Linked DNA regions of Homo sapiens: all the other regions are linked to region 1. A link is a loop called in an ENCODE intact Hi-C map of the cell type or tissue named here. Cell type or tissue: heart left ventricle. All regions are shown on one strand. Each heading gives the region's core, and the rest is flanking DNA. Links, peaks and the distances in the headings are about the cores only. Region 1 overlaps SLX9 (SLX9 ribosome biogenesis factor). Region 2 overlaps ADARB1 (adenosine deaminase RNA specific B1). Region 3 overlaps ADARB1 (adenosine deaminase RNA specific B1). Region 4 overlaps POFUT2 (protein O-fucosyltransferase 2).

Region 1 (7,931 bases), core at 2,180-6,179:
CAACACCATCCACCCCAGCCAGGGGTTCGACATTCCTCCCGAGAGAAGGTGGCCTGGGAGACGGGGCCCCTGAGAGAAGGGTACCCAGGAGCACTGGAGACAGCCTGTGCACGGCACCCACACAACGCTCGGCCCCTCTGCTCCCCTCAGCAACCCACCGGCCAGAAGACGCAGAGTCCACGGGATCTGGCCTTGCAAGTGTCATGGAGCTGATACAAACAAGAAACGTGGACTCCAAACCCCACAGGATTCTCTCCACAGACACAGCAGCAGGCTCCTGGCACACTCCACACCCACCCCCAGTGTTAGCTCACCCCACAAGGACCCTCCAGAACCCCAAGGGCAGTGCAGCCAATGGTGGATGTAGCATGTGCCCCGGGAGCAGCGTGGCTTCTTGCTGTCCTGTGAGCTCCCAGCCAGGGTAACAAGGCAAGAGAAACACGTCAAAGGCCTAAGAATGGAGAAGCAAGAGACAGAACCACCGCCGTCCCCATACATGGCATGGTCATGATGCAGAAAATGCCAAAGGATCAACAGCTACTGGGACTGAGGGCTTCAGCAAGGCCTTGGGGTGCGGCCGAGGTTTGCAGCGAGGAAAGTACCAGCAGCACCGCAGGGAAGAGCAGTCATGGCCAAGAGCTCCCCGGGGGGTGGCACGACCCAGGGACGCTGAATGCAGAGCGCCAAGGTCACGCTACTGCACTGAGGAACCCAGGCTGCGGGGCCAGAGGGCACTCCTGGCCTCCTGAGCCACACCTGGCCTGTGTCCTCAGCATCTGCCCAAACTACCCCATCCCACCTGGAAAGGAAGAAGCCCCAGAGAACTGCTTCAGTCCTAAGTCAACACAGGACAGGCTCCCGAGGCCCGGATGCAGGGCCCCACCGCCGGGGATGGTGCAGGACAGGCTCCCGAGGCCCGGATGCAGGGCCCCACCGCCGGGGATGGTGCAGGACAGGCTCCCGAGGCCCGGACGCAGGGCCCCACCGCCGGGGATGGTGCCCGAGGGAGTGGCTGTGCTGCTCACCTAGAGGCGTCCTGCTCTGGGAGGTACAGCCACTCGCAGCTCTTGGTGGGTTCAGCTAGTCTGGGGGCCCCACCTAGGGAACCTCGCAAGACAGCCTCCACGACCTGCCTACACCTCAGACAAGCACACATCAGAAAACCACAGTGCCCAGGGCCCCTGAACATGACAGGCCGGCCACGCGCCCACAGAGGAAGGGATAGCCCTGTAGCCGGGGGGCACTCGCTGCCACCTCCCATGAGGAGTAGTGTCTGAGGAGTGAATGAGGAGAGCCTGCTGCACAGGCTCGGCCTGGGCCTTGCCAGGCGGGGTCTGGAAAACACACCAGGTGGGATGCCAAGGGGGAGGCTGCCAGAGGCAGGGCCCTGGGGACCTCCTAGTCTCAGGATGGCACCTGCAAGTCAGAATGAGTGCCACACCCAGAATACAGTGGCACCTGGGGCCCCAGCCCTTCCCTGCTCACCCCTAAGTTTCCATTTGAAAACACTCAGCTGCCCTCCCACCCCAGCTGTCGATGAGGACAGTGACGTGCAGATGGCCTCAGCAGGATGCTGCCAGCCAGGCCCCACCAACCGAACATGTCAAGAACCTTAAATAGCTCCAGCCACCGAGCTCCAAGTGCCAGGTTCAGAAATAGCAACCCACATGCTCAGACACTGCCCCGCCGTCTCCTAGGCAGGGGGGCGCCCGGAGCACATGACACGGACACCCACATAGCAGCACCCCAAACGAGGGAGGGTCCCGTGGGGCCACACAACCCCAACTGTCCACCCAGCCAAAAGACCTCTGCTGGGCGTGGGGCCACATAACCCCAACTGTCCACTCGGCCAAAAGACCTCTGCTGGGCACAGCATCCCCCATGGGAGGGCGGTCCTGAAGCAGCTGGGGCCAGACCTGCAGGGGAGAAGGAGGGCCCTGGGGCCAACCTTCTGGTGATGGAAGGCGGCCCCGGGAATCCCCAGGCCAGGCCCAAGGTGATCAGGCCACACACTCTGATGTGAAAGTTCCAGAAACAACTTAAACATCAGCCCTGACAGCAGACAGCTCTGATGAGGAGGAGTCACTCCCTGAGTGGCCAGGGAAGCTGCCGATTGCTGTCTGGCAAATAGAAAAAGGCAGTGGCTGAGCTTCCCGGGGGCGAGCAGCGCAAGCCCAAGACAGCGGCCCAGGGACCTCGGCAAGCCGGTGAGATCCAGACTTGCACGGCCCACAAAGGCCTGAGTGAACCTGAGTGAACAGGAGCCAGGCCATGAGACACAGGCACAGAAGAGGCTGGCCAAGCCCAGAGGAATCTTCTCCTGTGTGTTCTGCTGCTGCTGTGTGTTTAAACCATTTTTAAGGCCTTTAAATCAAACCGGCGACTTTAATCCGATGAAGGCTTAGCCTGCTGCACTGTGCCCACGACACGTGTACCCAGTCGCCGCCACGTGCTCCAGGACAGGGACCAGGTGGAGTCACCGTGATCCTCAGGCACAGGTGCAGCCCACACCCGCCTGGGCCAGTCTCTGTGCTCAAAGTTCTATGAGGATAAACCCACACACGACGGGCGAACCCTGCTCGGACAAAGAGCAGCAAGGGCTCCTGAAGACACTGCTAGCTAAGGGCCTTTCCTGAGATGCCCCGCCCCGGTTAGTGATTGGCACGTGCAGCAGGCCTGGGCGAGAACACCTGTAGGCGAGAGATGGTGCCCACACAGTGCCCTCGGGCAGTGAGAGATGGTGCCCACACAGCGCGCTCGGGCGGCTCCGGGGGCAGGGCCTGGCTTTTATCTCCCAATGTTGCGTATTTGTCTATTCTGCAATGTGTGCATACGCGCTGCTTTCTCAATCATGAAATGTTATTTTCTACAGAAGTAATTTTAGGTAAAAGTTGATCCCTAACCTTCAAGTCTCAGCCACAGGCATGACAGTGAGTGAGGCACGGTGGGCAAAGACGCGGCCGTTCGCCCCGTGCGCTGAGGACTCAGCCCCTGGATCCAGATGGTAGAGCTGGGACTTGAACAGGACCGGCAAGGGCCACATCCACAGCCTGTCCCCCTGCTTCCTCCCAGGCTGTGCAGCAAGCCAGGGCCATCCATGCCCACTTTCCCTGCCTCTCTCCTACCTCCCTGCGCGATGCTGCAAGATGTTGGTCCCTTGGATGGCTGTGGGCTTCAGCGCCACCAGGAGATGGGAGCCTCCTCTGCGCCCAGTATGGCAGCAGCCACGGTTTCATCTCAACCTGAGTGAACAGGAGCCAGGCCATGAGACACAGGCACAGAAGAGGCTGGCCAAGCCCAGAGGAATCTTCTCCTGTGTGTTCTGCTGCTGCTGTGTGTTTAAACCATTTTTAAGGCCTTTAAATCAAACCGGCGACTTTAATCCGATGAAGGCTTAGCCTGCTGCACTGTGCCCACGACACGTGTACCCAGTCGCCGCCACGTGCTCCAGGACAGGGACCAGGTGGAGTCACCGTGATCCTCAGGCACAGGTGCAGCCCACACCCGCCTGGGCCAGTCTCTGTGCTCAAAGTTCTATGAGGATAAACCCACAGCAGTTCTACAGCAGCCCCCCGACACCCCCCTTTCGCAGATGAAGGAGCTGATCGCAGAAACCCTGAGGACGCCGGCAAGGAGGTGCAGGAGGCTAGAACCCCAGAGGCCCTGGCTGGCTCCTGACTCCCACTAAGATGGGAGGAAACAGCACTATGTCTGGTCCAAGTCAAATGCCTCAGCATGGCACCATGTGACTGCGTGACCATGGGCCTGAGAAGCGCCACCAACAGGGCCACGCTCCCAGCCGGACTGGCATAGGCCACACCTCCGACCCCTGGTCTAGCGTCTCAACAACATGTGGCTCACAAGGATGCCTGGCTTAAGAAACAAGTCATTGGGCTCCCAACATACCGGCTGGCACGGCCACACTCTCTGCAGGAGCGCAGGTAAGAAGGCGCACCACTCCCAGCCGCCGCACCACGCAGCCAAGGCAGGTGACGCACAGGGAGCTGCGGCCAAGCCGAGGCCATCTGACCCCAAGCCTCGCTTCCACAGAGCCATCTCCATGTAACCTCCCCGTCAGTTTGTTCTTATTTTAACTTGGGAGTAGATATAAGCAACAAGTACATTCTGCATGGTTTCCTGTCATACCCTTGACTTCACAACTGTAAAAAAAGGTCTTAAAAAAGGGATTTTTTTTTTTTGAGATACTGGAAAATAGCAGAAAATGAGCTCATTCTGTTTTCAGGCAGGCACCTGGGACTCAAGCCCAGAGACACAGGCAGGGTGGGGCAAGGCTCATTTTCTGCCATTTTCCAGTTATCTTAAAAAAAAAAAAAATCCCTGAAGACAACCCTGTAACCCCAGAGTCTGTACTGTCTGATGAGGAGCTGGGACTTCCCAAGTCTCCGCTGTGCAAGGCAGGAGGGAGAGCCTGCGTCTCTATCCCGGGACTGTCCCACACCTGGGCTGACCTGACAAGGACACAGCTCTGCTGCCCTCTGCTGGCCAGATCACCAGGGCAGAGGGACGGCCAGGAAGCCAAGGTCGCGCCCTCCACCGCAGGTCCCTCCACCGCAGGTGCCTGGGGGTGGAGTGGGGTCTAAGCAGGTACAATCACCTGGGCAGCGCTCTGTGCTGACCGGGAGAGCCAGCCCTGCCCAAGGGCTGGGTGCAGGAGCTTGGGATGTCCTTGCACCACAGCCTGGTGGCCTCGTCACCCAGTCCAACACGCCTGCAGACGCAGACGTGTTCCACTGACAGCAGCAGCAGGTCGTACACAGCCGGAAGGCGCAGGCAGAAGCGGCAGGAGTGGCTGCCGGAGCAGCAATGGCGGCGGTGGGTGCCCTGTGCCCGGCGTCTAAGAGTAGGCCTCTGTGGCTTCAGAGCCTGGCTCCATGGTGCGCTCTGGCCTGCTGCTGCTGCACAGAGGGTTCTGGGGGGTAGGCGGAGCTGGGGCCGCGCTTTGGGGACCCGGACAGCAGTGTGGTCCCTGTGTCCACCCGGCCGAGGGTGCTGGGTTCCTCTGGAGGAGGCTATGGTGCAGGGCCGCCTGGGCTGCATCCCTAGGATCCACCCCACATCGGTGTGACTGCCAGGCCCGACACTCCTGACAGCCGGGCCCAGGGCCCAGGGCCCACAATCCACTCCCTGATCAGGAGCAGCCCCCGGGCAAGGCCACAAACCGTGCGAGGGGGAGCCAGGGCTGCATGCTCCACAGAGCCAGCAGGAGCGGGAGCAAGCAGCAGCCAAGTCGGGGCTCGGGACCCTGGCCTCTCTGCACTCTTACCCTTGCAGACTCAGAGATGCCTGCTCCTGCTGCCTGGCCTCTCCCTGCTTCCAACGCCCACTCCAATCTCAAAGGGGGGTTGGGGCTGAGCCCAGGTGCTGTCAGAGCCCGGCCGGGTGTGCACACACTCAGGCCCTGCCACCTTGGCCCCCTCTGGACCTTGGGCATCAACAAGCTCTGGGAGGAAGCCAAGGCGGGGGCTGAGGGTGGCTTGGCGCTGGCCTGCAATGGCCGGACCCCACACTTGCTCACACACACACTTCACCGCTCCACGCCTGACTCCAGTCTCCCTTGGAGGCATGAGATCCAGGCCAGTAGCATGAGCTGAGCTCAGCCTGCCAGGCCAAGTAGGTGAAATGAGCCCAGTGGGCCTGGACAAAACTCAAGCAAAGGTGCCACCGGCCACAGGTATCTGGCCAGAAAAGCAACACCCCCAAAATCCTGTACCACCACCGGCGCCTCTCATGCCCCCACCGCCCCCAAGCCGTCCACCATGCTGTGAGCTCCCTCTCCAGCAATGGTGACAGGCCTCCCAACATCCTCTGCTCCAGGGGCCCCCAGCCCCACCCGGCTCTGAGTCCATACCAGGCCTTGCCCCACCCTGCCTGTGTCTCTGAGCTTGAGTCCCAAGTGCCTGTCTGAAAACAGGTGGGCTCGTTTTCTGGTATGAAGGAACACAGAACTAGAAATCCAATTCTAAGCGTGCTCCATGACCAGCTCCCCAGACGCCCGGTGCTCCACGACCAGCTCCCCGGACCGCCCGATGCTGCATGACCAGCTCCCCGGACGCCCGATGCTCCACGACCAGCTCCCCGGACGCCCGATGCTCCACGACCAGCTCCCCGGACCGCCCGATGCTCCACGACCAGCTCCCCGGACCGCCCGATGCTTCACGACCAGCTCCCCGGACCGCCCGATGCTCCACGACCAGATTCCCGGACCGCCCGATGCTCCACGACCACCTCCCCGGATGCCCGATCGCCCGATGCTGCATGACCAGCTCCCCGGATGTCCGATGCCAAGGATTGGAGCCGTGCCCAAGGCTGGAGGATCAGCCACCACTGGACACCCGGCCGGCTGCCAGGCTCTGGTATTGCACAAGCCAGCTAGAGCTGGCCACACAGCACGCACAGCAGGTGGCACTGCGTTGGGGGAGGCTCAGGAGACGGGTGCTCACCCCGGCTCTGCCACAGGTCCCTCGCCACCCCCAGAGCGGACATGGAGGAGCTGTAGCCCCGACATGGGGTCCACAGGCTGCCGCAAAGCCCCTGCATGCACAACCCGGCCCACAGGCAAAGCTGAGTCCTGCTGGGGAGGTGCAGGGGGTCTTAGAGAGCTGGGGCGGGGAGGGGACTCTAGGCCAGCCTCAGCCCTGCACCCATGCCCTCCTCCTCCCGTAGCAGGAGGCTGCAGAGCTCAGAGGGTCCCTCCCAGGATGCCCGTAAGGGTAAGGCAGGCTCCAGGGCACAGGAAGGGAACAGGGGGTCAGATGTGGCTTCCTGGCGAGCTGGGATCCGAAGGGCTTGAAAAAAAACATAGGAACGATGCCATGAACTTGTCAGTCACAGGATAGGAACGATGCCATGAACTTGTCAGTCACAGGATAGGAACGATGCCACGAACTTGTCAGTCACAGGGACTAACAAGCCCCACCACTTCCCAGGGCTAGAGTGGGGGAGGAGGGGTGCAGATGGGCACACGGGTGTCCACCAGGTGATGGGCCACAGCCTAGACCCCTCCCCTGGGCCACCCAGCTCCTTGGCCAGAGACGCAGCATGCAGTGCTATTCCTGACTCAGGCAGGGCACGGACGATGAGACACATCTTGGGAAGGCGGTGTTGCACTAAGCCAGGCAGACAGGCACCCACAGGCCGCCACCTCACCTCCATAGCCAGGCGGGTCATTGAAGGGTGGCGGCCAAGTCACAGGATGCAGTATCTGCATGACATGGGCACTCAGGCCCCAGCACAAACCCGGGGTGGGGTGGGGGTAGGGACGCAGGGCACCAGCCAATCAGGAGCTGAGGAGACCACACCAAAAAAACAGAACTGTTCCTGGAGAGAGGGAGGAACATGGTGAGGAGCAGCCAAGATGCAAAGGACCCCACTGAGGCGCCTGGATACCTCGGAGGCCTGAAGAAAAGGGGCTGGGGCCCCCAGACCAGGGCAAGCCCCTCCGCCTGTGGGGCTACTCCTCTAAGGGTCTGCAGGTCCCACCCATGAGGGTCTGTGGGCCCTGCCACCCTGCCAAGCTGGTGCTTCACATCCCAGGGCAGGGGAAGTGGAGGCCTGTCCCTCCGTCTGAGCCCTCTGTGAGGTCCCATGGTCCCCTTCATCCAGCCCGGGGCTCTTCAGTGCAGAAAACCCACAGCAGGGCGGTGGAAGGAATATGCACCAGAACCCTGGGCTGAGAGCCACAGCCAGAGACGGCTGGCCAGAGGCCTCGCTCCAGGAGGGCTGTAATGGGGGCCCGCGGCGATGAGCTCAGAACGCCCCTCCCACAGGACAGCCTCCTGGAACACACCTCAGGGACAACCTCCAAGGCACCATTTTGGAGCACCTTCTCCTGAATCCCCCTGGGGCACCAAGGCAGAAATCACAGCCATGGGCAGTGCACAAAGCCACCGGCTCCTGGCCAGAAGCACTAA
Region 2 (7,931 bases), core at 328-4,327, 180 kb before region 1:
CTTTTTAACATTATATGGCTATAATTATATAAGGTAATATCTTCTGTGAACTTCATTTTAAAATAAAAAGATGAGTTAATAAATATTTGTTACAAAAAGAAGATGTGGTGTGGGGTGGCAATGAGAAAGACTGAGAAAGCTTTCCAGGCTTCAACAAGAGTCAAGGTTTCCCGAAGCCCTCCTCAGCAATTCCTCTTGCGCAGGGGAATTACTATAGGAATTCTATCTATTGTATCCCCCCAAGATGTTCCAGCCTCAGAAGATAATCTCATGTATAAAAACACAAGAAATAACTTCAGTCTTTTCAAGCAAAAAGAAAGGCAAAAACAGTGAGTCTGCCTGAAACTAAAAATAACTCCCCACAGCCCTGCAGTGCGACCTGTGGCTACACGGCACAGACAGCACTAAGGCAGGACCCGGGAGGGAGGCTCAGAGGGAAACCAGACAGTGCAGTGAGGCTGAGGACGGCCGTGCTTCCAAAGATGTTCCAGCCAAAATCTTTCATGTTTATTTATTTTTATTTAAACCACCCTGAAAAGGGAAAAGAATAACACGCCAAACTGTTTGCTGCCGAAATTAGCTCTTATTTTATGAAAGAAAGGAAATACACGATTTCTATTCGCAGCTAGCATTTAGTAACACAGAATCAGGAGGAGGAGATATGACTCATCATGTCGTAATATTTTATAATTTCCAGCTCTTCAGTTTTGCTTTCTCAGCACATGCTTTAGATATCTCCTTCTGGCCTGATTATTTTTTCTATGCTTTTAAGAACAATTTATTGGTGCAAAGGATTATAAATAATTCATTTCTCCAATGCACAGTTATATTATATAAAAATACTTGCTATTTCACATATATGGCATAATTAATGCAATGTTTTACTTCTGTGGCATGTTAAAAATAGGTAGTCACAAATCGACACTTAACTTAGCAATATTAAACCACAACGTCTCTTTCAGACTCATTCCAACTCTGGGATCCTCATTCTTTCAATAACCTCTGGTTACAGAGAAGCTGATTTCCTATCACTAATTAAGCTAGAAGAAGCGCTGTGGCTGAAAATAAAATCCCATCCCACAGCACAAGCCATGATAAAGGTGACCTGATTTTGACCTTCCCATACTTGGACTGCCTGTGTACCCCCCCAAAAAAAGCATCGGTTGAAGATAAAGCCTCCTTTAAAGGTCTCGCTAGGGAACCAGTTACCTGAAATTCCTGACATTTACAGACAGAAATGGCAAGCAGGACCTTTGCTGGCACAAACTCAAAACCCAGTAGTCAGACATGGGTGTGTCTCTACTCCCCAAAGACGGCGTCCCCCCTAGGCTCCCAGCCACTCTCATCCATCCACGCTCACGCCCTGGTGACCGCCCCCTACCTATGGCTCTGCACCAGCCACTCCCATCTGTCCACACTCACGCCCTGGTGACCGCTCCCTCCCCACAGCTCTGCATGCCATCCCGAACTCCCAGGCGGGAGCACGGCTGTGTCCAGTGAGCGGCTCACATGAGAGCTGCCAAGCGAGCGCCTGGTCCCTGCCATGCCCAGAGGGCATCTGAGGCCCAGTGGGCGCTCGTCAGTATCCACAGAGCAAATGGACACAGGAGCACACCTGCGTTCCTCCAGCCAGCAGCAGCCCTCTGACACCTTCTCTTTCCCCTCATCTCATCTGAACCCATGAAAAAGCTTCCCTGGAAATGTACAACTGGACTTCCTGAGTTAGTCACTCAGCTGCTCATAAGTAAATTAATCTGACACCATACTAATTTTACTGGGATTTTAGTATTTGTCACAACTTCTCTCAAAAGCAGACGCTGAATCATGAGATAGTCGCCAAAAATAAGTACTAAAGAAATGTTCTTCTTTTTTTTTTTGAGAAAGAGTCTTGCTCTGTCACCCAGGCTGGAATGCAACGGCATGATCTCAGCTCACTGCAGCCTCTGCCTCCCGGGTTCAAGCGATTCTCCTGCCTCAGTCTCCCGAGGCTGGGACTACAAGCGTGCACCATCACACCTGGCTAATTTTTGTATTTTTGGTAGAGATGGGGTTTCGTCACGTTGGCCAGGCTGGTCTCAAACTCCTGGCCTCAAGTAATCTGCCTGCCTCAGCCTCCCAATGTGCTGGGATTACAGGAAAATTTTCTTTTAATTACTCCTAAGAAAATAATAATTGATGGTAAAAGGCTTTCACCAAGTCTAGTGCCCGGCATGAAGCACTGACTCAATAAATGGTGAACTGACCCCAAAGAGGGCAGCAAGTGCCACACATGCCACTGGAGGGCAGCAGGTGCCACACATGCCACTGGAGGGCAGCAGGCACCACCCCAGAACAAGCAGGAGGGACTCATGGGTGAGCTAAGGCTGCAGTAAGATTAGAAATCAACCAACAGTAACAGATCATCTGTGCCGGGAAGTATTCAATAAAGCATCTTTCAAAGGCAAGCCAAAAGGCTTAATTAAGCGGTTTATATCAAGAAAAAGGCATTTCTACCAGTCAGATTTGATCAGATCTTTACAGGTTTTTACTCACCTTGAAATTTTTCTAGCTTTATGTCTGCTCTGATCCCAAGGCAGCTTCCTTCGGTGCGAGCGGACTGAGAGAGTATCTCAGCAGGACTGAAGTAAGCAGAACTCCGCGCTTGGCCAGTGTGTCTCCTTCAGTTGCCCCTTAAGCTCTCCATGCCAGCCTGAAAGGCTCCACTCTGTGTAACAGAGAGATTCGGTAACTTCACACTTGTTTGATTCAGTATCAAAAGCTTTGTCACCATTTCAGAAGTGAACTCTATAACAATAAATACTCTCCATGAAAAGTCTTCTAAATACAAATTTAAGTTATTTTAAATGTACTCTTCCGAATCTGTAAAGGGGATATGCGCAATCCATCACGTCTCCGTCCGTCTGCCTGCAGCAGGTAGAGGCACCTGTGACAGACGGAGGCAGATCGCTGCCAGCCCAACATCTCGGCATCAGCGGCACCAGGCCACACACTGAGGACTGGAGTCTCAGGCAGAATCTCACACGTACTCATCTTTTTTACAATTCAATATGCACACACCCCTACACATGCACACATGTGAATGTGAGTCCAGATACAGAGACGCACCATCCCTGCACGTGCTCTGCCCGGGTTTGGAAGCTACAGGCCACCTCTGCTTCTGAAGCAGAGGTTGTGAAACAGTATCTCCATCTAGTTTCTGCTCTGTGTGAAAGCGTTTTCAACCAGCAAGCCATTAGAGAAAATGTTTCAACATGCTAATATAATTATAAAACCTCAATATGGAGTATTAAAATTTTCTTCCTGAAAAGCAAACTGATATCCAAAAGAAGGGGAAGTCTGCAATGGGTTTCTCCATTGCAGAGTTCCAAAGAGAAGTCTCTGGGAGGTGTGTCCAGGGGTGAGCGGGTTTCTGAGTGGGAACCTGGAGGAAGGAGGTGAAGTGTGGGATAAGGTGCGCGTGAAAGTGGCTCGACTCTCGCTATGCAGACTTGGCCAGGCCATCACAATGCGTTCCTGCTGCCCCGGTCGCTGCTGCAGTCCTCAGAGGAGATTGGAGGCTACCTTCCAAACCTCCCACCTGTGACCAGCTGACATTCATCTACAACACACGTCAGCTCGTCTGCTGGGACAGACCTAAGACACAGAGACAAGCTCACCTGTGTCCTGCACTAGCACCATCAAGTCAAATGGGCTGTCACTGAAAATGCTCTATCAGCCTGGAATTACAGGTCACAGAGTCATCTTGTCCAGCACAGAGAATGAGGGCCACATGTCCAGAACTGTCCCCACTATCAATGACCCCCATCATCCCCACACCAGATTCAAGCTCCCAAATCACCCTCCCCAGCGGTCCCAATCACCACGCCTGGGTGGAGAGTGTCAAGAAGTGCAAGGACGTTGGCCTCTGACCTTCAGCGTTGCCTCCACTCAGTCCGAATCCAGCTCCACCACAGCCCCTCCCCAGTGGGCAGAGAGCAAGGGCCCCGAGTGAGCATGAGCTGAACAAGCTTCTCTGGAGATGGCACCTAGCCCCTCCCTCAATCCAAAGAGCCACAAAGAAGTAAAATCCATTCTAGAAGCTTTACACACCAAAAAGTCCACCGCCTAAACAGAGAAAGAAAAACACAGCAGAAAGGACATGAAACCAAGATTTACAGAACTGGGTTCTAGTGCCCACATCATGTCCCACCAACTCTGCAAGCCTGGCCAAGAAATCTGACCTCCCTGGGCCGTCTGCAGGATGGGAAACTGCATGGGAAGCCCAGCCACTTTGAGGAGGGAGCAGGTGATATGCAGAGTGGGTTTTGGAAGCTGCAAAGTCTAAACATCAAGTGTGAGAATGGTTGCCTCCCATTTGAGTACACTCATACCAACTGAGGTAAAACTGCCATACTTGCCAGGAGTATTGCAAGGGGTTTCAGGAAAAGCATGGCTTCCAGGAAAGAGGGGTCCAGGCCACCACCCTAGACCTCAGCCTTGCAGTCGTGTGACTTGAACAGTGACTCAGCCCCTTCCAGGCTTGCTCCTATGAGGACAGGACGAGGACACAAGGAACACCCGCCGCAGATGGTGCCGTGAGGATTAAATGGAGGAACAGATGTAGAGTGCTTGGCCCCGTGACTAAGATCACAGTAGGGGCGCAATAAAAGATGGTCAAAAACACCGGAGTCTTTTTGTCATGGAGGGAGTGGAGAGGAGCAGGTGACAGAGACAGCAGACAGCGGCTGAAAAAACAAAACAGTGGAGAGATGGAAGATCTGCACAACACAATTAACAAGCTGCATGGTGGTCACATGCAAGACGCTGCTCCTAACAGTGCATCACACATCAGCTCCTCAAGGACACATGAGCCACTTCTAAAAATAGACCATATCCCAGCCGTAAAGAAAATCTCAACATATTTCAGGTGGCTGAAATCAGACAGAGCTCATCCTCTGATCGTAATACCATGAGCCTAGAAATTAACAAGCCAAGTATAACTAGAAAGTCCCATATGTCTGAGAGTTCAGCAATACACTTCTAAATAATCCATAGACAAAAGAAAATAATCACAGGAGAAAACAGAAAACACTTAGAACTTAAAACTAGAAAAGATTATGTACAGAATTGTGTGGCACACAGATAAAGCAGTACATCAGAGGGACCTTTATAGCTCGGTGCTCAAGCTAGAATAGGAGTAAAAAAATTAAAGAGTGCCTACCTGAACAAGTCAGGGAGAGAAGAACAAAGTAAGCTCAAAGAAAACAGAAAAAGGGAACTAGTAAGAAATTCAACCTGTATTAATTACATATAACGGCAGGTACACAAAGATAAACATTGGTTCTTTGAAAAGACAATGCAGTGAACCAGTGATCTCTGGCAAGACTCATGGAAACACAGAAAGGGAACACAAGAGAAAAAGCCCAAATTAACCAGCCTTGGAATTGAATTGGAGGGCAGGAAGGCCTGATGGCCACAATGTGACTCTCCTGTCCTTGTGTGGGAAGATCTTACTTCCCCCAATGAGTCCCAGCAGGCGGGTGACTGCTCTGGCCCATTGAACGCAGCAGGCGTGGTACTGCCAGGTCCAGACCAGCACCTGAAGAGGAAGCCAGATTCCACCTCCTATTTCTGGGAACACTGTCTCTGGGGAGCCAACTCAGATGCTCTGAAGAGATCACAGGGGCTACATGCAGAGAAGGATGTCTAGTCAGCCCCAGGCGGGAGCCAGCCACCTCACTGAAGAAGCCTTCTCATACAGGACACTGAGAAGAACCAAGAAAGCCACAGCTGACAGCCAGAAGCAGAGCTCCAGACACTCAGGCTACCTGGCTGAGCATTAATAAAGTGATTGTTGTTTATGTCACTAAGTTGGGAATGGGTCATCAGGCGGCAAGAGAAACCAAAATGGAATTATCACTTAAACTCTGACAACACTAAAAATATAGTAAGAGGCTTTATAAACTTTATTCCAAAAAGCTTGTAAGCTTAGGTTAAATGAAGAAACTCCAAGAGAAATACAACTTATTAGGCTGGGTGCGGTAGCTCACGTCTGTCATCCCAGCACTCTGGGAGGCTGAGGCAGGTGGATCACTTGAGCCCAGGAGTTCAAGACAAGCCTGAGCAACATAGCAAAACCATCTGTACTAAAAATACAAAAATTAGCCAGGCGTAGTAACACACGCCTGTCATCCCAGCTACTTCGGAGGCTGAGGTGTGAGAAATCACCTGAGCCTGAATGGTCGAGGCTGCAGTGAGCTGAGATTGCACCACTGCACTCCGGCCTAGGCAACCAGAGTGAGACCCTGTCACACACACACACACACACACACACACACATACACACACACACACACACACCATTTAAAAAGAAAAGAAATACAACTTATTAACACTAACTCAGGAGGAAACAGAAAATCTGACAAAACTACAAACATTAAAGAATTAGAAGCCAGATGCAGTAGCTCATGCATGGAATCCCAGCACTTTGGGAGGCCGAGGCAGGCAGACTGCTTGAGCCCAGGAATTCAAGATCAGTCCTGGCAACATAGTGAGACCTTGTCTCTACAAAAAAAATAAAGAAAATTAGCCAGGTGTGGTGGCGTGCACCTGTAGTCACAGCTACTCAGAAGGCTGAGGCAGGAGGATCGTCTGAGCCCAGGAGGCAGAGGCTGCAGTGAGCCGAAATTGCACCATCACACTCTAGAGCCTGGGAGACAGAGTGAGACCTTGTCTCAAGAAAAAGAAAAGAGAAGAAAAGGGAAGGAAGGAAGGAATGCAGGGAGGGAGGGATGGATTATAGTCAGTAAACAAAAATCATCCTGGAAAGAACACTCCATGACTAGATGGCTTCTCTAGAAAGTGAATCCAACATTCAACAAGACACTTCTGTGAAGATGAAAAGGAAGCAGTAAGTCAATCTTACAAATACAGTGTAAACATCGTATACAAAATGTGATCACACTCAATCCAATAATATTTTTTAAAGCGATCAAACATGATTAAGATGAATTTATGATGGGAATGCAAACATGATTTAATGTATGAAAATCGATTTATGTAATCCACTTCATTAATAAATCAAGAGAAACACAAAAGAATATACTGATGACTCCCCTTGGATAAAGTTCCATCACAGGCAAAACTGAACTACATTGATTGGGGATGCATTCTTACATGGTAAAATTAAAAAGAAAAGGACAGTATTATTTCAAAATATAGGATATTACCAAACACAGTGGCTCACACTTATAAGCCCAGCACTCTGGGAGACCAAGGCAGGAGGATCACGTGAGGCCAGGAGTTCAAGATCAGCCTAGGCAACACATGGAAACCCCATCTCTACAAAAAATTAAAAACTCAGCGAGGCATGCTGGTGTGCACCTGTGGTGTCAGCTGCTCAGCAGGCTAAGGCGGGAGGACTGTTTGAACCTGGGAGTTCAAGGCTGCAGTGAGCCATAATCCTGCCACTGCACTCCAGCCTGAGTGACAGAGTGAGACACTGTCTCAAAAACAAACAAAAAGGCCAGCACGATGGCTCACACCTGTAAGCCCAGCACTTTGGGAGACAGAGGCGGAAGGATCGCTTGAGCCCAAGAGTTCAAGAACAGCCTGGGCAACACAGGGAGACACCATCTCTATAAAAAGTAAACAAAATTAGCCAGGAGTGGTGGCTCATGTCTGTAATCCCAACTGCTCTGGAAGCTGCAGTGGGAGGATCACCTATGCCTAGGAAGTTGAGACTGCAGAGAACTGTGATCACACCACTGCATTCTGGCCTGGGCCACAGAGCAAAACATTGTCTCAAAATAATAATAATTATAATTAATTATACACACACACACACACACACGTAGTATATATTAGATGTGTCATATGGATGAGGGGGAGTTATCATCAGGGAGGAGCATGAAGGAAACTGTGAGGTACACAGTGTCTATTTAACCTGGGTG
Region 3 (7,931 bases), core at 2,900-6,899, 180 kb before region 1:
AAGTCTCAATTTGAAATAAAATAGAAAATACACATATTTCAAGAAGAATGAATTAAATGGGTTCCAAGAAACAGAATGAATAAGCTGGAAAAGGCTGGCGATAGCATAAGAAAGGCAGTGGTCCCTCTCAACAAGAGAACACGGAGAGGCAGAAGTGCTGATGCTCAGGGCCCACGGGCGCACGCGGCCCCACACTACCACTCACCACGCTCGCTGCGCCCGACAGGCACCTTCCCTGCCCCACGTGACAGAGGAGGAAGCTGAGCATGGGAGTTGAGACACTTGCTCGACCGCTGGATCCAAACTCAACTCCATTCCCCACTCTGCTCTACCACTCCATGCCAGGCAAGAATATGGGAAAAAGAGAAAACGGAGCCAAAAAATCAAGGAAACCAGGAGAAAGAGAAAACGGAACCAAAAAAATCAAGGAAATCAGGAAAAAGAGAAAACAGAACCAAAAAATCAAGTATACCAAATCCAAGTATAAAGCAAATTAAACTGTGGCATGACTTTCAGCAATCGTCATAATAATATAAGTGCCATTTATGAATTTGGAACTTTGATTGAACCAAGGTTACAGAACAGAAGAAGTTTTCTACTTTGGTAACACAGAAGACAAACAAGGCTGGGAGCAGTGACTCACGCCTGTAATCCCAGCACAGTGGGAGGCTGAGATGGGTGGATCACCTGAGCCCAGGAGTTCAAGACCAGCCTGGGCAACACAGCAAAACCCCGTCTCTACAAAAACTACAAAAATTAGCCAGGCATGGTGGCATGCGCCTGTAGTCTCAGCTACTCAGGAGGCTGTGGCAGGTGAATCGCTTGAACCCGAGAGGCGGAGCTTGCAGTGAGCCAAGATTGTGCCACTGCACTCCAGCCTAGGCAACAGAGCGAGACTCTGTCTTAAAAAAAAAAAAAAAAGAAGACAACAAACTGACAGAGGTCAGACAAACTGACACCACCGAGGAGCTGAGGGCCAGATAAGTGCTTCTGCTGCCTTCCATGCAGGAAACTGAGAGGCCGCCCAGGGCCCACAGGCCACGAGCACATGGGCCACTCAGTCTCTAGGATGACCAGCAGGGGGCGTGGTTTCAGGCTTGGTAAGCTGATCCAGTGCTCGTCCTGAAGCCCTTTCCCCTACCCCTCTACCAAGGGTGCCACAAAAATGAAAGGCTCATTTTCTGTCTCTTTTGTGACTAAAGCTGGCCACAAAACACACTTCTTGCCAAGGAGAAAGACACAGTTCTGGTGAAAGACAGGTGAAAATATGCTGAGGGCTTCCACAATGTCTCTGACAAAAGGAATAGACAAGAGCTCCACGGCCTGCTCCTTCTCAGTTGTTCCTGCCTTAAACACAGAAGTGGTGTCTAAAGCTGCTGCTGCTGTACTGCAGCGATACTCACCCAGAGCCCTAAGATGGCTGAACTCTGGACTAGCTCTAGCAAACTCCTCCCTCTGGATTACTTACGACATAAGAAGTGCGTATATACATCCAAGGTGTGTAAGATACTGTGAGTCATGCTGTGACCTTCACCCAGAATCAATCCTAAATGATACAGGAAAAGAAGGTTGGAGAAACGTCACGGAGCTAAATCCTCCTCCATGTGAACTAACAGTGCACAGTTAATGTCTAAAGTTCATAAATCAAACAATAGCAAGTGCAGGATGCAGCCCTTTCTCTTGGTTAAGCTCCTATTATGTTGCATCTCTGTCACTTATAGCCAATCCTAATACTAATTAATATAGAAATACAAATATCTAAAATGCATTTTAAAAAATCAGTGATGCCACTGAGGAGGGCAAGAGCTATACTCTATCGCTTCTCATCAAAAGCCCTTCTAAGTTTGAGGGCATCACTCCCATAGAAATTGAAATTAAGCACAGGTCTGCCCTTTTCCTGCCCCCAGCAGGCCCAGCCTCTCCCTCCCCTCCAGCCCACCAGGCTTCTGGAGTCATATCCAGAGCCCCTCCTGCCTGGGGTGCCCACCTCCCATGCCATCTCCCTGGAAAACAAACCCAGCTTTCCAGACTTGCTGCAACCCTACATCCATGAACTCTCCTGCCCTGCCTCCTGGGCACACCTCCTTCCATCCCCACTTTCCTCACAGTGCCACCATCATCACAGGCTTCCTCCCCTCCACACCCACCAGGCTGTTCACATGCAGTGGGCAGAGACTGTATCTGAACCCTCAGAGCCTCAATCAGGGGCAAGGCAGAGGCCAAGCTCCATCACTGAACGCAGACATCCTCACACCGTCCTCTGAAGAGACTTCAAATGTTTTATTTTAAATCGGATTGATGGGCCTTCACACATCAGGGGACTGTTGGTCACTAAAGCACAAAGCTCCTGGCACACCCGAAGGGCCACCCACGTACCCTCAGACCAAGGAAGGGCAGCCAAGGGGCAGGAATGGCCAAGAGCCCCATCCCCACCACCAGCATGGCGATGGCGTAGGTTAAGAAGGGGGTCAGCAGTCATCAGTCTTCCAGAACTCTCGACATATCAGGATCACAAGCGGCTGCAGGCTGGAACCTCAGCCTCCAGCACCTTACACAGGGGAATCTGCCCACAAGAGGGAGCTGCTGTGTCACTCCGAGTCCCTCCATGTAGAAAAAGCCTTTGGGAACTACTGAACAGAAGTAAATTCAGATTGTCCTGGATCTACACGTGAATCTTCTCACTTCTTGCCTTTTACACACACACCAGTCTTCAAGGTCTGGATTCATTACTTTTAGTTTAGTCATGCTCAGAGCACAGCAAAGCTAAAAGAAAATTACCAATTTCTAAGAACTTCAGATATTTATGATTTTACACCCAACAGTGTGTATTTTGTTAAATTCTTATCTATTCAAGTCATACTTCTGTGGTTAATTGTGTACTTCTTCAGAACCTTAAAGCCACATATAAACTGGGAATCCAACCACTTCTTAGGAATTTTTTTAACTTGATGCTGTTTAAACCAAGCTTTACTCAGATTATTTTTTAAGTAGAAAACAATCCCAAGTCACAAACTCCCTTGTTCCACACCTACCTACCAGTGTCCCTGGCCCCTGTGGACACCAGCTGGGGGCGGGATTCTCCCTGCAGCGCACACACCAAGCAACCTGGGGGAGAGCGGCAGGGTGCCTCCTCTGGGTGCGGGGACACCCCTGCTCTCCCAGCAGCCGCTGGCTGGTGGGGCAGCTCTACTGTTTTCTACCCCCGCCAGCTGTCCCCACAGGACTGGTCTGTCCCCACATTTGTCCCCAGGCCTCGGTCAGTGCCTCCCCACAGGGGCTCAGTACATGTTTGTTGTTAAAGGAATGATTCTCTCTTGAGCGCTGCTACAGGTTCTGAAACATGGTGCCGGGCGTAGCAAACATCACGACTCCACAGCCCACTTCACAAGCAGCAGTTCCACTTGTCTGCACCACTTGACGTTATTTTCCCTAAATCTGGTGTATCTGTAGTTCTTCCCTGTCATCTCAGCTTAGGCTGAGGCCCCAGGTCTGAGGAAGAAGAATGCTAAGGGTCCACATGTTTTTAAGAGCAGGGTCTCCCCACCCATCATGTAGAGCTTGCTGGAAGCCTGGAAAGCCTGCCCTGCTGTCCCTCACTCATTCCCGCACGAGGGCACCTGACAGGAGGCCAGAACCAGAGCTCAGAGACAGTGGACCTGTCCTAAGAGAGCGAGTCCTCACAGCAGCTGGCCACCAAGAAGGGGAGGGAGTTCGTGGTCCTCCACTCCTTCCCCTGGTTTTACTCCCCTCCCTCCGATCCCTCTGATCCCTCCCACCCCCATGGGCCCAGGGACACCACAGGATGAACACAGGCGCATATGACTCACATTGTGTCCCTGCTCTGATGCTGCCTAGTCCCGTGGCTGCTGGCGGCCTCTAAAATTAGAAGGGTCTTTGGAAAGGGGCTGTGCATGGTCAGATTTTCAGGACAGCACTCAGCTTCACCCACCCCCATCACAGAGGACCCACCGGGGAGGGTGAGGGGCAGCACAGTCTCCACTGGGCCCACCTGCAGTCCAGGACCACAGGACCCACAGAGGGCCCTCTTGACTGTGGCCACACCTTTCTGCTGACATTCTACACTTCATATGTTTTTTTTCCAATTTTTCTAATACATTTCGAAATGTGGATGGCAGACTTGTCAGTTCCAGAAAGCCTTTCTCGCACTCTGCCTTCATCTTCTGAGGCCTCACTTTGCTTTTCGACCTAAATTAGGTCCTGTCTCTTCTAGTCTTTCTGCTTCATTAGGGGCTACTCTGTCTATCTACCGCTCACGGTTTTGAGGTCACCAACTCAGGACCCCGTATCTGTATGCACTGACAGGCAGGCAGCACACAGTGGTCCTGCTGAAAGCAGCAGTTTGGTCTTTTCCTCTTAAATCACTGAGTCCTCTGAGATTCCCTGGAAGGAGATATTCTCCACCTGTTTATGGTTTTAACTCCCCTCAGTATGCAGCCACACTAAGGGGTGCCAGGAGGATGCAGACAGCTGACAGTTGTTGTCATTCTGGCAGGCCGGTCAGCACACGGAGTGTGGAGGCCTCTGCCAAGGAACAGGGCGGAGGGCTCTCTCTGCCCTGTGGGTTTGAATGCAGCCAAAGCATCTTGGGATCTGGAAATCCTACCCAGCACACAGTCCTCCATGAGAACTTCCAATTCCAGAATTAGTAGAACTGGCAATCCAGACAAGGCCCCATCAGCAAGCAGGCCCCTTAGAGCAGGTCTGCCCATTTCTATAAACCTTTGGCTTTGCAGACCACTTATGGTCTCTGTTGCAGATTCTTCCTTTTCTGTTTGTTTTATAACTCCTTAAAAATGTAAAAACCATCCTTAGCTTTCAGGTCCCAGAATCTGCTCACAGGCTACAGCCTGCCAGTCCCTGCCCCAGGAGACCCACCTGGGCATCTGCAGAGGTGGCTCTGCCCAGGCAGCAGGGGACTCACCCAGCTGTCAACGGCAGCCAGGGGTGTGGTGCTGGGTGCCCCTGACCACAAATGCCATCACCCACTGACCTGGCTGGCAAGGCGTCTTCATCCTCGGGATCTTCATCACTCATGGGCCTGGCCTCTAGGGGGTCCTCAATGCTCGCTGGATGAATGAGGGTGTGCTCATTGGCCATTTCAATTTCATCTTGTGTAAAAAAAAAAAAAAAAAATCTGTGCAAGTCTTTTGCCCCAAATTCTACTGTACTGCCTTGTCCATAGGGATCTGTAGGATTCTTCATGTACTATGGACCCTGAACACTAAGCCACGCCTCTGTCAGGCATATGCCTCTGCTGGGCGCACACACCTCTGCCAGGTGCACACACCCATGTCAGACACACACACACGTCAGGCACACACACCCCGAGTGTACGTACCCCTGCCGGGCGCTCACACACCCATGTCAGACACACTCCTGTCAGGCGCACACACCCGTCGGGCGCACACACCACTGTCGGGCACACACACCCATCGGGCGCACACACCACTGTCGGGCACACACCCCCGTCGGGCGCACACACCACTGTCGGGCACACACCCGGCGGGCGCACACACCACTGTCGGGCACACACCCCCGTCGGGTGCACACACCACTGTCGGGCACACACCACTGTCGGGCACACACCCGGCGGGCGCACACACCACTGTCGGGCACACACACCCATCGGGCGCACACACCACTGTTGGGCACACACCCAGCGGGCGCACACACCACTGTCGGGCACACACCCCCGTCGGGCGCACACACCACTGTCGGGCACACACCACTGTCGGGCACACACCCGGCGGGCGCACACACCACTGTCGGGCACACACACCCATCGGGCGCACACACCACTGTCGGGCACACACACCCGTCGGGCGCACACACCAGTCGGGCACACACCCCCGTCGGGCGCACACACCACTGTCGGGCACACACCCCCGTCGGGCGCACACACCACTGTCGGGCACACACCCCCGTCGGGCGCACACACCACTGTCGGGCACACACCCCCGTCGGGCGCACACCCGGCGGGCGCACACACCACTGTCGGGCACACACACCCATCGGGCGCACACACCACTGTCGGGCACACACACCCATCGGGCGCACACACCGTCGGGCACACACCCGGTGGGCGCACACACCACTGTCGAGCATACACCCATCGGTCGCACACACCGTCGGGCACACACCTCTTTCAGGTACACACCTGTCAGGTACAGGTAAGACAAATTCTTTTCTCAGTCAGTGCAGTGTTAGCATCCTGCCCCTGGGGTACACACCTTGTACACTCCCCTGCCTTGCAGGCGGGAGGAACTGTGAACATGATGGGATATAGTGTTACATAAGGCAAAGGTGAAGGGATTTTACAGATGCAATTAAGGCATCTCATCAGCTGACTGAGTTCATCAAAAGGGAGATTTTCCTGGGTGGGCCTGGCCTGATCAGGTAAACCCCTGAAGGATGAGAGAAGTCAGAGAGGAAAGGAAGAGGGGAGACCCTGCCTATACGCCTTGAGAGGCAAACTGCCATGCTGGGAAGAGGGCCACAGGGCAGGGGCTATGGGCAGTCTCCAGGAGCCAAGCGCCACAGGCCTATGGTCACAAGGAACTGAGCTCTGCCAAGAGCCAGTGGGCCTGAAGAGGACCCTCAGTCAGAAGCAACGGCAGCCCCTGCTCAATACAGGCACCTTAACTCCTGACACTTCAAGGAACAGAATCAGGGGCTCAGGCTTCTGAACAGAGGCTGACACCCCTTCGACAACTGTCCGATTCCACCAGGGAAACGAGCCAGGCTCACCAGGGCTTTGCGCCCAGAAGCACATGACTGTGAAAACTTGACAGATGAGCCGCCACCCAGCAGACAGGAAGGAAGGAAGACTGGAGGAGCTGGCAGGGAAACGCTGACTGTGGCTTTGGAAGATTGTCGGTATTTTCTTTTATGGTGTATTTTCTAATGTGCGCTCAAAGAAGCCCCTTCTCTTTCTTCTTCGTCTATCTCTAGCCCTAAATCCAGTAGACTCTGCTTTCAAAGCTGAAATAAAACACTCTCTAGGTAACATCTTACTCTCCTGAACTTTCAGAATTCAGGAACACTCATGCTAAGACACTTTACTCTTCCTGACAATGGAGTTTACTGCATAGGTTCAGTAAGAATTTGTCCTCCTTTTTACTTGGATGTAACCGGACAAAAAAAATGTGCCACCAACCCCACATCTGGAGTGTCACATCTGAAAGTGAATCCCTCACATCCCCTAAGCCCACCCACAGGAAGGATCTGTGCCCTGGGGAGCCAGTGCCCACCCAGCCCCCACAAGGTAGCAGGCCTGGTCCCTGTTCTATAACTTATGGGGGCCCAGAAAATTGTGAGGGCCTCAAGTTAAAGAAATTCAACATTTTTAAAAACTATGGGCAAAACCTGGTGTGGATACATTTCTTGGGTCTGGCTTCCTAGTTCCAGGGTAGAAGAACAAATAAAAGCAATCTTAAAACTCTCTGGAATGACAGAGGCTACTGGAAAAGCCATCTTAGTTCCTCACAAAGCTTCAGACAGAAATGAATCCTCTGACCTGGCCAGCTGCTCTCCCACTGCCGACCTTCCAATAGGACGCCACCTGAGCTGATGCGAATCAATCAGGCCCAACACCACACTGACAGCTTCCTGGTGACAGGGGTCATGCCAGAAAAGCACATTCAGAGACTTCTCGTTCTTGGCCAAATTTTTACTTTAAAATTTCAGTAATCTTTTGGAATATTTAGATACTAAAACATCACCTTTGCTCAGTTGGTTATTTTAGTCAATAAATTACTTTGAAGGAAGAAAAATGTCAAGTTTTTGTCACAATATCTGAGGATCCAGAATTAGCATCCTTACAATAATGTGCTTCATTCGAAGGCCCTCATTGGCCTGACCATCCACCCGGACTGCCCATCTCGAGAACCTCCACACAGAGAAGAGCCCCG
Region 4 (7,931 bases), core at 2,220-6,219, 330 kb before region 1:
CCTGGTGAGCTGGGCCTCGAGGGTCCACCCAGGAGGCTGGGGTTGCAGACAAGTCAGTACCTGATGATGTCGTAAACTCTGGAGGGAATTGTTGATGGCCACGTTCTTAGAACTTGCTGCAGACTGGGACCCTCTCCGTCACCTCCCTTGGGTCTTCTGAATCCCCCAGCAGGCACTGTGAGCGTCTCCCATAGACCAGGCATAGCAGGGCACGGGTGCCCCTCGCACTTGCCCACGTTGAGGCTGCCTTGTCTGCTGTCGTGCCCTGTGTGTGCCTCTAGAGGCCATCAGCCACGATCCTGTTGCACATCACAGCTGGCTCGGTATCACCCTGGTCAGTAACAGCTGCCGCTGGCCCCAGCGGGCCGGGACCACATGGTCTCAGCTGCTCTGGGCCTTTGTGAAGGCAGGTGGCTCCATCACAGGCCCGCGTGTCTGCTGCTCAGCCAGCCCGGCTGTTGCAGACAGAACTCAGAGGTTGTGGAGGGAGCTAGGCTGAATTGTTTTGGTTGTTGAGATGCAGCTTTAATGTTGTCCTGGGACTGGGTTCATTTCATGACAATATTCGGGTTTTGGAAGCCAGTCTGCCTACGTTTGGGGCCTGTGGAACAGTCTTGCCAGTCAGTTTTTTTGACTCACATTTACAGGTTAGAATGGAGCTGAGCCCAGAGGGGGCTTCCAACTAGATGGTCCTGATTTAGGAGAAACGCTTCTGCCGGGGAGCAGGGGGAAAAGGCGCAGTGGAAAAGGAGGCTGATGATGGGCGGTGAGGTCATCTGCCCCCAGCACCCAGGGAAAGTCTCTTCCGGGGGTTAAAGCCCTAATGGGAAGGTGAAGCTATCAAGCCGTCAGGAGAGGAGCCTCACCACCGTGGGGCAGAAAGCTTTCTTCAACAAGATGGGAAAAGCATGGACCAAAAAAGAAAGATTGGTAAAGCCAGTTACTTTAAAATCAAGAACTTTTGTCCATTAGAAAAATGGAGACAGGCCTCAGAGAGGGAGGTCCTGCAGCACATTTGATAAACTAAGGACTCTCTGGGATACAGGAGACGAAACTCAGCGAGTGAGGGACGGGCAGCCTGGGGTGAGGCGAGTCCAAGACGGGATCCGTGCAATTGAGACGAAACCCAGCGAGTGAGGGACAGGCAGCCTGGGGTGAGGCGAGTCCAAGACGGGATCCGTGCAATTGAGACGAAACTCAGCGAGTGAGGGACGGGCAGCCTGGGGTGAGGTGAGTCCAACACAGGATCCATGCGATTCAGGAGTAAGGACAGCTGCTGTTAATGCGAGCAGGTGCCCCCATTGCTGTCATGCTCGGGAAACCAACCGCTGTCGGGAGGACAGGCCTGCAGGGGCTCAAAGGCTGCTCCTGGAGCAAGAATCTGGTAAAACCCTGGGAACCCAGTGCACCCTGAATGCGGGACATGCACCCGCAGACCCCTGCCCAGGAACGTTCATAGCCTCCCCGGACCAGGAAAACACGTGCACCCCTCAGCCACGCACTGGATAGAGTGTGGTAGATCCACAGCTGAAGATGGGCAACCTGCTGCCGTGTTCAACAAAGAGAAATCAAGATATAATGCCCAGTAAAAAAAAAGAAAAAGATAAATGTAGTCATGTTCCATGTGCATGAAGGTCAAAGACAGTCCCGTGCATCGGAGGGAGAGATGGGAGGATGCCGGGGAGGCCCCTGAGGACGGGGCAGAGCAAGTGTGTGAAGCGCTTTCTTCCTCCTTGTTCCTCCACCCGGGTGGGGGCTGCACCGTGTTCATTTTGGAGCAGTTTGTCTACCTGTGCCCGTGCGGAATGTCCTCTACCCGCGCCCGTGTGGAATGTGCGTCTTGAAGTGCAGTATTGCATTTCATAAAAAGCCCTTAAAACGGCATTAGAAGCAGGGCCGGAGGCACCCACTGAATCCAGCTACACCCATCTCTCCAGAAATCGCCTCACATGGCCGCCTGTGCATGCAGCCATCTTTTGAAACACACGTGGAATCACCACACGTGCCCTCTCCATGCGGTTTTCAGTTTGCCCTTTCTTCCCACCCAGCCATTCACCTGGGTATTACGACACATGGACATCACCTCGTTCTTTTGCAGTTGTCTGTGTACAGATGGAAGAAAATGTGGCTTTTGGTTGTTTCCAGGTTTCTGTAGAAGAGTCTTTGTGTGAACCATGAGGGCGTAAAACTGTAGGATGCCACCCAGAAGAGGATGGCTGGGTGTGCCCTTGGTGCAGTCCTCAGAGTCCCCGCAGTGGCCGTGCACGGCTGGTTCCCAGGCAGCCACGAGGGCCGAGAGCTTCCATCTGTGTGGATCCAGTAGCAAAATGTGGAATCCTTGCTCTGTTCGTGTGTGTTTCTTTGATTTCAGAGTAAAACTACACTTTAAAAGCCTTTTGAAATGTTATTCTATAAAATGCCAACTTAGATATGTTGCTCATTTTTTCTCTGTAGAGATTACATTTTTTTGTTTGTTTGTTTTTTGTATTTTTTTTGAGACTGAGTCTTGCTCTGTTGCCCAGGCTGGAGTGCAGTGGCGCGATCTCGGCTCACTGCAACCTCAGTCTCCTGGGTTCAAGCGATTCTCCTGTCTCAGCCTCCCAAGTAGCTGGGGCTACTTGTGGCATGCACCACCGCGCCCGGCTAATTTTTTTGTATTTTTAGTAGAGACGGGGTTTCACCGTCTTAGCCAGGATGGTCTCGATCTCCTGACCTCGTGATCCGCCCACCTTGGCCTCCCAAAGTGCTGGGATTAGAGGCGTGAGCCACTGCGCCTGGCCAAAATTAAAATTTTTATTTTTCCTTAAAAATTTCTGCGTTTTTGTATTCCAGCCTTTACCACCCCAATATTCAGGTCTATTTGCTCACGGTCCATTTTGTGTGTTTCGTTTTTATTTTGCATCAAGAGCCCTGGGGGGAGTTTGGTGAGACGGTTGGCTCAATGGCTGGAATAGGAGAGGCACTTCCCACGTGGAATTAGGTAACGTGACAGTCACAGGCACCAGGATGACTTGTCAGACCCAAACTGGAGCAAGGAAGGCACTGAGGAGGAGGCACCTGCCTGCGAGTCTGAGATAAAGGCCAGCTGGAGGGCTCTCTGAAATAACCCCAGGACGTTCCTCACGTGCTTCACGCACCTCACCTTTCACAGCCGCTGCTTCAGTCGTGTGCCCGTGTTCCTGGGACTAGGTTTGCCACCGGACAAGGGTTGCAGTAATTCGGACGAGACGCTGTGGAAAGAATGCCTGCCCAGGAATGGCGTCTCTACCACGGAACAGATGCAGCTCCGGCTTTGAGCTCGAGTCAGTGAATTTGTTTCCAGGCAGCTTATGTGAACCTCTCCTTTTTGTCAAAGAAAACCTTCCCCCACCCTCCCCTCCTCAGGCACGCCTGCAGCTTGCCATAGCCGTCGGTGGATCCTGGATTCCAAGCCTTTTGCCCACTGTCAAATACACTCCTCAAATTAGGAGATACTTTTCTCTGATGTCATTCTGTTCGTTGACAGTAGGCATTAAAGCCCTCTCAGAACCGTGGTGTGGAGGCCAGACAGCAGCCTGCCTGTGTCTCAGCCATAACCACCCAACGCGCCCTGGTTAGTGTCCCTCGGAGACTTGGTCTCTGCTTCCTCGGCCCGGGGTTCTCCCAGTTTGTGCTCTGAGAGTGTGAATGTCATCATCCTTAACTCTTATAACTGTTTATTCTTCTGTTGTTTAAAAACAGGTCCGTGATGTTAGACAGAGCCGAGAACCTACTTCACGACCACTATGGAGGGAAAGAATACTGGGATGTGAGTGTTTCCTCGGGAGCGTTTTTCTCAGTTAGTGTATGTTGCCCATTATTTAGCTTTTGAAAATTTAAAACAGTCGACAGCTCTTTTTGAACCTTGCTGATTAAAACCATCATTTTAAGCCATGGATTTGGGCAACTGCGGTGACTGTGCCACCCCCAAGCCTCACGTGGCTGCAGAGCCAGGTCCTCGGGAGCCCGCAGGGCCACCCAGCTCTCCCCTCTGATGCCACAGGCCCTGAATGCGGTGGCAGCGCCCTGGAGTCAGCCCCGGAGTCAGTGACTCCGTCAGTGGCTGGAACGTAGACCCCTCCTTTCTCCTCTCTTTAGCTTTGAAAGGTGGGACTATTCTCTGCAGCGGGTCTTTTCCGTTGGCGTTGATTTCCGCATTGATGGGGTGACTTCCCATAGCCACCCCTGGTTCTGTGAGTGAGTGGGAGCAGAGGGCGGGAAGTGGCTGCCCCCTCCCGTGGACACAGCAGGCCTGCTGACGTGTTCACCAGGGCAGCAGCTTGTAAAGCCGGAACCTGCCTGCAGGAGACACAGTCCCTGCTCACGTGGGACTTTGTGCAGGTCAGTCCCACCCCGTTTGGCAAAGCAGGATGTGCTAACCGCCTAAGCTAGAAGTCGAGTTGGGGAGAGACTGAGGGGAAGGAGCTGCACACAGTTGTGCCAGCCAGGGGCAACGGCCAGCTGAGCCCAGTGTGTGCCGCAGCTTCCCACGGCAGGGGCTGGCAGAGCCGGCAGGGGTGGGCGGCTTGCCCTGCGTTGGCTTCATGCAGGAGACCCTCCAAGAGCCTCCACCGTGGATGGCGCTGCTTCTCAGGCGACCGTGGATGACGTGTCTGAGGGGCTTGTTCCAGCTGCGGGGGTGGGTGGTGGCAGCGACAGGAGAACCCGCTCCGGGAGGGCTGCGTGGCGGGCGGGCGTGTTCTCAGCCGAGCCGTCGCCGTTTCCACAGACCCGTCGCAGCATGGTGTTTGCCAGGCACCTGCGGGAGGTGGGAGACGAGTTCAGGAGCAGACATCTCAACTCCACGGACGACGCAGACAGGATCCCCTTCCAGGAGGACTGGATGAAGATGAAGGTAGCCCCCCTCCCTTTTGTTAATTAGAGAAAAGGTAAAGTCTCTCTGGAGATGCCCCACACTCAGGCCTTCCATGTAAAGTCACAGCAGGGTTGGCGTGTCTGTGGGCGTGGATGCCTCGGCGCCTCTCTGGAATGTGAGTCACAGTAATGACCTGCTCTCGGGAGGCGCCGGGACCCTGGGGCCCTCGTCATGTGCAGACTCAGGGAGTCACTCGGCCTGGCTTTACCTTTAGTAACACGGGCAGTCATGGCAGGCCCAGCGGACTCAAAGGTGTTCTCAGAGCGCGGCAAGGCCAGGAGCGCGGAAGCAGGAGCTCGAGGTGGTCAGAGGCACGTTCGGCCTTTTTCCCTCTTGACTTGATTGATAAAGAGAAAAAAGCAGCGTTCACCTGGACTCACCCAAAAGCACCATCAGTGCTGTTTTGGTCTAGAATCATCCTTTTCTTATTCTTTGTATATATTTTTAAGTGTTTTCTGAAAGTTTGAGTTTTTCTGTGATGTAATTTCAACAAATGTGTTGCTTTTTCAACTTGATATTGTTTTTAAGCATTTTCAGTGTCTGTTTTTAGCGTTTTTTAAACAAAACTTTCATAGAAGTGCCATTTTACTCGCTTGTTCTTTATGGGGTATTTGAGCTATTTCCAAGTGGAATAGCATTCATTGTTCCAGCAATAATTAAGTTACTTGGACAGTTTTTACTGGGGAAAAAATATAGAAGATTTTTTTTCATTTTTATCCCACTTGTGTTTCTTTTCAGTGTTTTTTTTTTATTCTTTTTAATTTTATTTTTAATTTTATTTAATTAATTTGTTTTTGTTTTCGTTTTGAGACAGAGTCTCACTCTGTCGCCCAGGCCGGAGTGCAGTGACACGATCTCAGCTCACTGCAACCTCTGCCTCCCGGGTTCAAGCAATTCTCCTGCCTCAGCCTCCCGAGTAGCTGGGATCACAGGCGCGTGCCACCGCACCCGGCTAATTTTTGTATTTTGAGTACAGACAGGATTTTCCCATGTTGGCCAGGCTGGTCTCAAACTCCTGACCTCAAGTAATCCACCCGCCTTGGCCTCCCAGAGTGCTGGGATTACAGGCGTGAGCCACTGTGCCTGGCTTATTTTATCATTTTTTTTTTTTAGCCTTAATCATTTTTGGGGAGCAGGTGGTGTTTGGTTACATGGATAAAGTGGTAGTTTCTGAGATTTTGGTACACCCATCACCCGAGCAGTGTACACTGTCCCCAATGTGTAGTCTTTTATCCCTCACCCCCTCCACTCTTCCCCTCGAGTCCCCAAAGTCCATTGTGTCATTCTTATGCCTTTACATCCTCATAGCTTAGTTCCCGTGAGAACATACAATATTTGGTTTTCCATTCCTGAGTTACTTCACTTAGAATAATGGTCTCCAGCTCCATCCAGGTTGCTGCAAATGCATTCATTTCGTTCCTTGTTATGGCTGATGTACCACATTTTCTTTATCCACTCATTGGTCAATGGGCATTCAGGCCGGTTCCATGTTTTTGCAGCTGTGGATTGTGCTGCTATAAACATGCATATGCAAGTGTCTTTTTCATATAGTGGCTTCTTTTCCTCTGGGTAGATACCCAGCAGTGGGATTGCTGGATCAAATGGTAGTTCTACTTTTAGCTCTTTAAGGAATCTCCACACTGTTTTCCACAATGGTTGTACTAGTTGACATTCCCACCAGGAGTGTCGCAGTATCCCTTTCACTGCATCCGTGCCGACATCCATTATTTTTGGGTTTTTAAATTATGGCCATTCTTGCAGGAGTAAGGTAGTATCCTGTTGTGGTTTTCATTTGCATTTCCCTGATCATTAGTGAAGTTAAGCATTTTTTCATACGTTTGTTGGCCATTTGTGTATCTTGAGAATTGTCTATTCCTGTCCCTAGCCTATGTTTTGATGGGATTATTTGTTTTTTCATGCTGATCTGTTTCATTTCCTTGTAGATTCTGGATATTAGTCCTTGGTCGGATGCAAAGTGTGCAAGTATTTCCTCCCACTCTGGGAGCTGTTCGCTGATTGTTTCTTTTGCCGTGCAGAAGCTTTTTAGTTTAATTATGCCCTATCTATTAATGTTTGTTTTTGTTGCATTTGCTTTGGGTTCTTGGTCAGGAACTCTTTGCCTAAGCCAGTGTCTAGAAGAGTTTTTCTGATGTTATCGTCTAGAATTTTTATGATTTCAGGTCTTAGATTTAAGTCTTTAATCCACCTTGAGTTGATGATCCAGTTTCATTCTTCTACATGTGGGCTGCCAATATCCCCACACCATTTTTGAATAGAATGTCCTTTCCCCACTTTATGTTTTTGTTTGCTTTGTCGAAGATCAGTTGGCTGTAAGTATTTGGCTTTATTTCTGGGTTCTCTTCTGCTCCACTGGTCTAGGTACCTATTTTTATAGCGGTACCATGCTGTTTTGGTAACTATAGCCTTGTAGGATAGTTTGAAGTTGAGTATTGTGTACTTCCAGATTTGTACTTTTTGCTTAGTAGTTTTGCTTTGGCTATGTAGGCTCTGTTTTGGTTCCATATGAATTTTAGGTTTTTGTTTTTTCTAGTTCTGTGAAGAATGATGATGGCATTTTGATGGGAATTGCACTGATAGATTGCTTTTGTAGTATGGTCATTTTCACAATATTGATTCTACCCATCCATGAGCATGGGATGTATTTCCATTAGTTTTTGTTGTCTATGAATTCTTTCAGCAGTGTTTTGTAATTTTCCTTGTAGAGATCAAGTTTTGTGGGTTTTTTTGGTTGTTTTTGTTTGTTTGTTTGTTTGCAGCTGTTGTAAAAGGAGTTGAGTTCTTGGTTTGATTCTCAGCTTGGTTGTTGTTGGTGTGTAGCAGTGCTACTGAGTTGTGTACATTGATTTTGTGTCCTGAAACTTTACTGAATTCATTTATCAGATCTGGGAGCTTTTTGGATGAGTCTTTAGGGTTTCCTAGGTATACAATTATATCATCAGTGAACAGTGACAGTTTGACTTCCTCTTTACTGATTTGGATGCCGTTTATTTCTTTCTCTTGTCTGATTGCCCTGACT

Evidence for each region. Peaks named below come from ENCODE experiments on the same cell type or tissue, not always from the same donor. Only the 100,000 strongest peaks of a DNase experiment are listed, where the experiment ranks them.
Region 2: it touches region 1 in a loop (7-fold over the local background); 109 of 110 quality-filtered maps call a loop at or near these places.
Region 3: a loop joins it to region 1, with 9 times the contacts of the local background. A loop is called at or near these places in 109 of 110 quality-filtered maps.
Region 4: a loop joins it to region 1, with 5 times the contacts of the local background. A loop is called at or near these places in 18 of 110 quality-filtered maps.

What each region holds. Positions count from the first base shown.
Region 1 is chr21:44,946,505-44,954,435 of GRCh38, reverse strand. The region is part of intron 2 of SLX9 (SLX9 ribosome biogenesis factor); the gene reads right to left. Among named protein-coding and RNA genes, the nearest start is that of SLX9, 10 kb to the right of the region's middle. RefSeq lists enhancers at 1,415-2,365, 3,857-4,442, 4,753-4,902, 4,443-5,028. In heart left ventricle, for the core only: a CTCF peak has its summit at 4,524 (motif pointing left); DNase peaks (open chromatin) are centred at 3,065, 3,925, 4,485, 5,385 and 1 weaker place; H3K27ac peaks cover 3,189 bases.
Region 2 is chr21:45,123,175-45,131,105 of GRCh38, reverse strand. It overlaps ADARB1 (adenosine deaminase RNA specific B1), which reads right to left. Exons shown (of 11, transcript NM_001112.4): 2 at 2,533-2,704. Among named protein-coding and RNA genes, the nearest start is that of ADARB1, 53 kb to the right of the region's middle. RefSeq lists an enhancer at 5,477-5,656. In heart left ventricle, for the core only: CTCF peaks have their summits at 1,374 and 2,284 (motif pointing right); DNase peaks (open chromatin) are centred at 1,479 and 2,295; H3K4me3 peaks cover 536 bases; H3K27ac peaks cover 1,817 bases.
Region 3 is chr21:45,131,913-45,139,843 of GRCh38, reverse strand. The region is part of intron 2 of ADARB1 (adenosine deaminase RNA specific B1); the gene reads right to left. Among named protein-coding and RNA genes, the nearest start is that of ADARB1, 61 kb to the right of the region's middle. RefSeq lists enhancers at 876-1,170, 5,330-5,830, 5,831-6,331. In heart left ventricle, for the core only: no CTCF peak of the experiment used is centred there; no DNase peak of the experiment used is centred there; H3K27ac peaks cover 394 bases.
Region 4 is chr21:45,273,959-45,281,889 of GRCh38, reverse strand. POFUT2 (protein O-fucosyltransferase 2) reads left to right here. Exons shown (of 9, transcript NM_133635.6): 5 at 3,721-3,787; 6 at 4,748-4,873. Among named protein-coding and RNA genes, the nearest start is that of POFUT2, 10 kb to the left of the region's middle. RefSeq lists an enhancer at 1,130-2,329. In heart left ventricle, for the core only: no CTCF peak of the experiment used is centred there; a DNase peak (open chromatin) is centred at 4,661.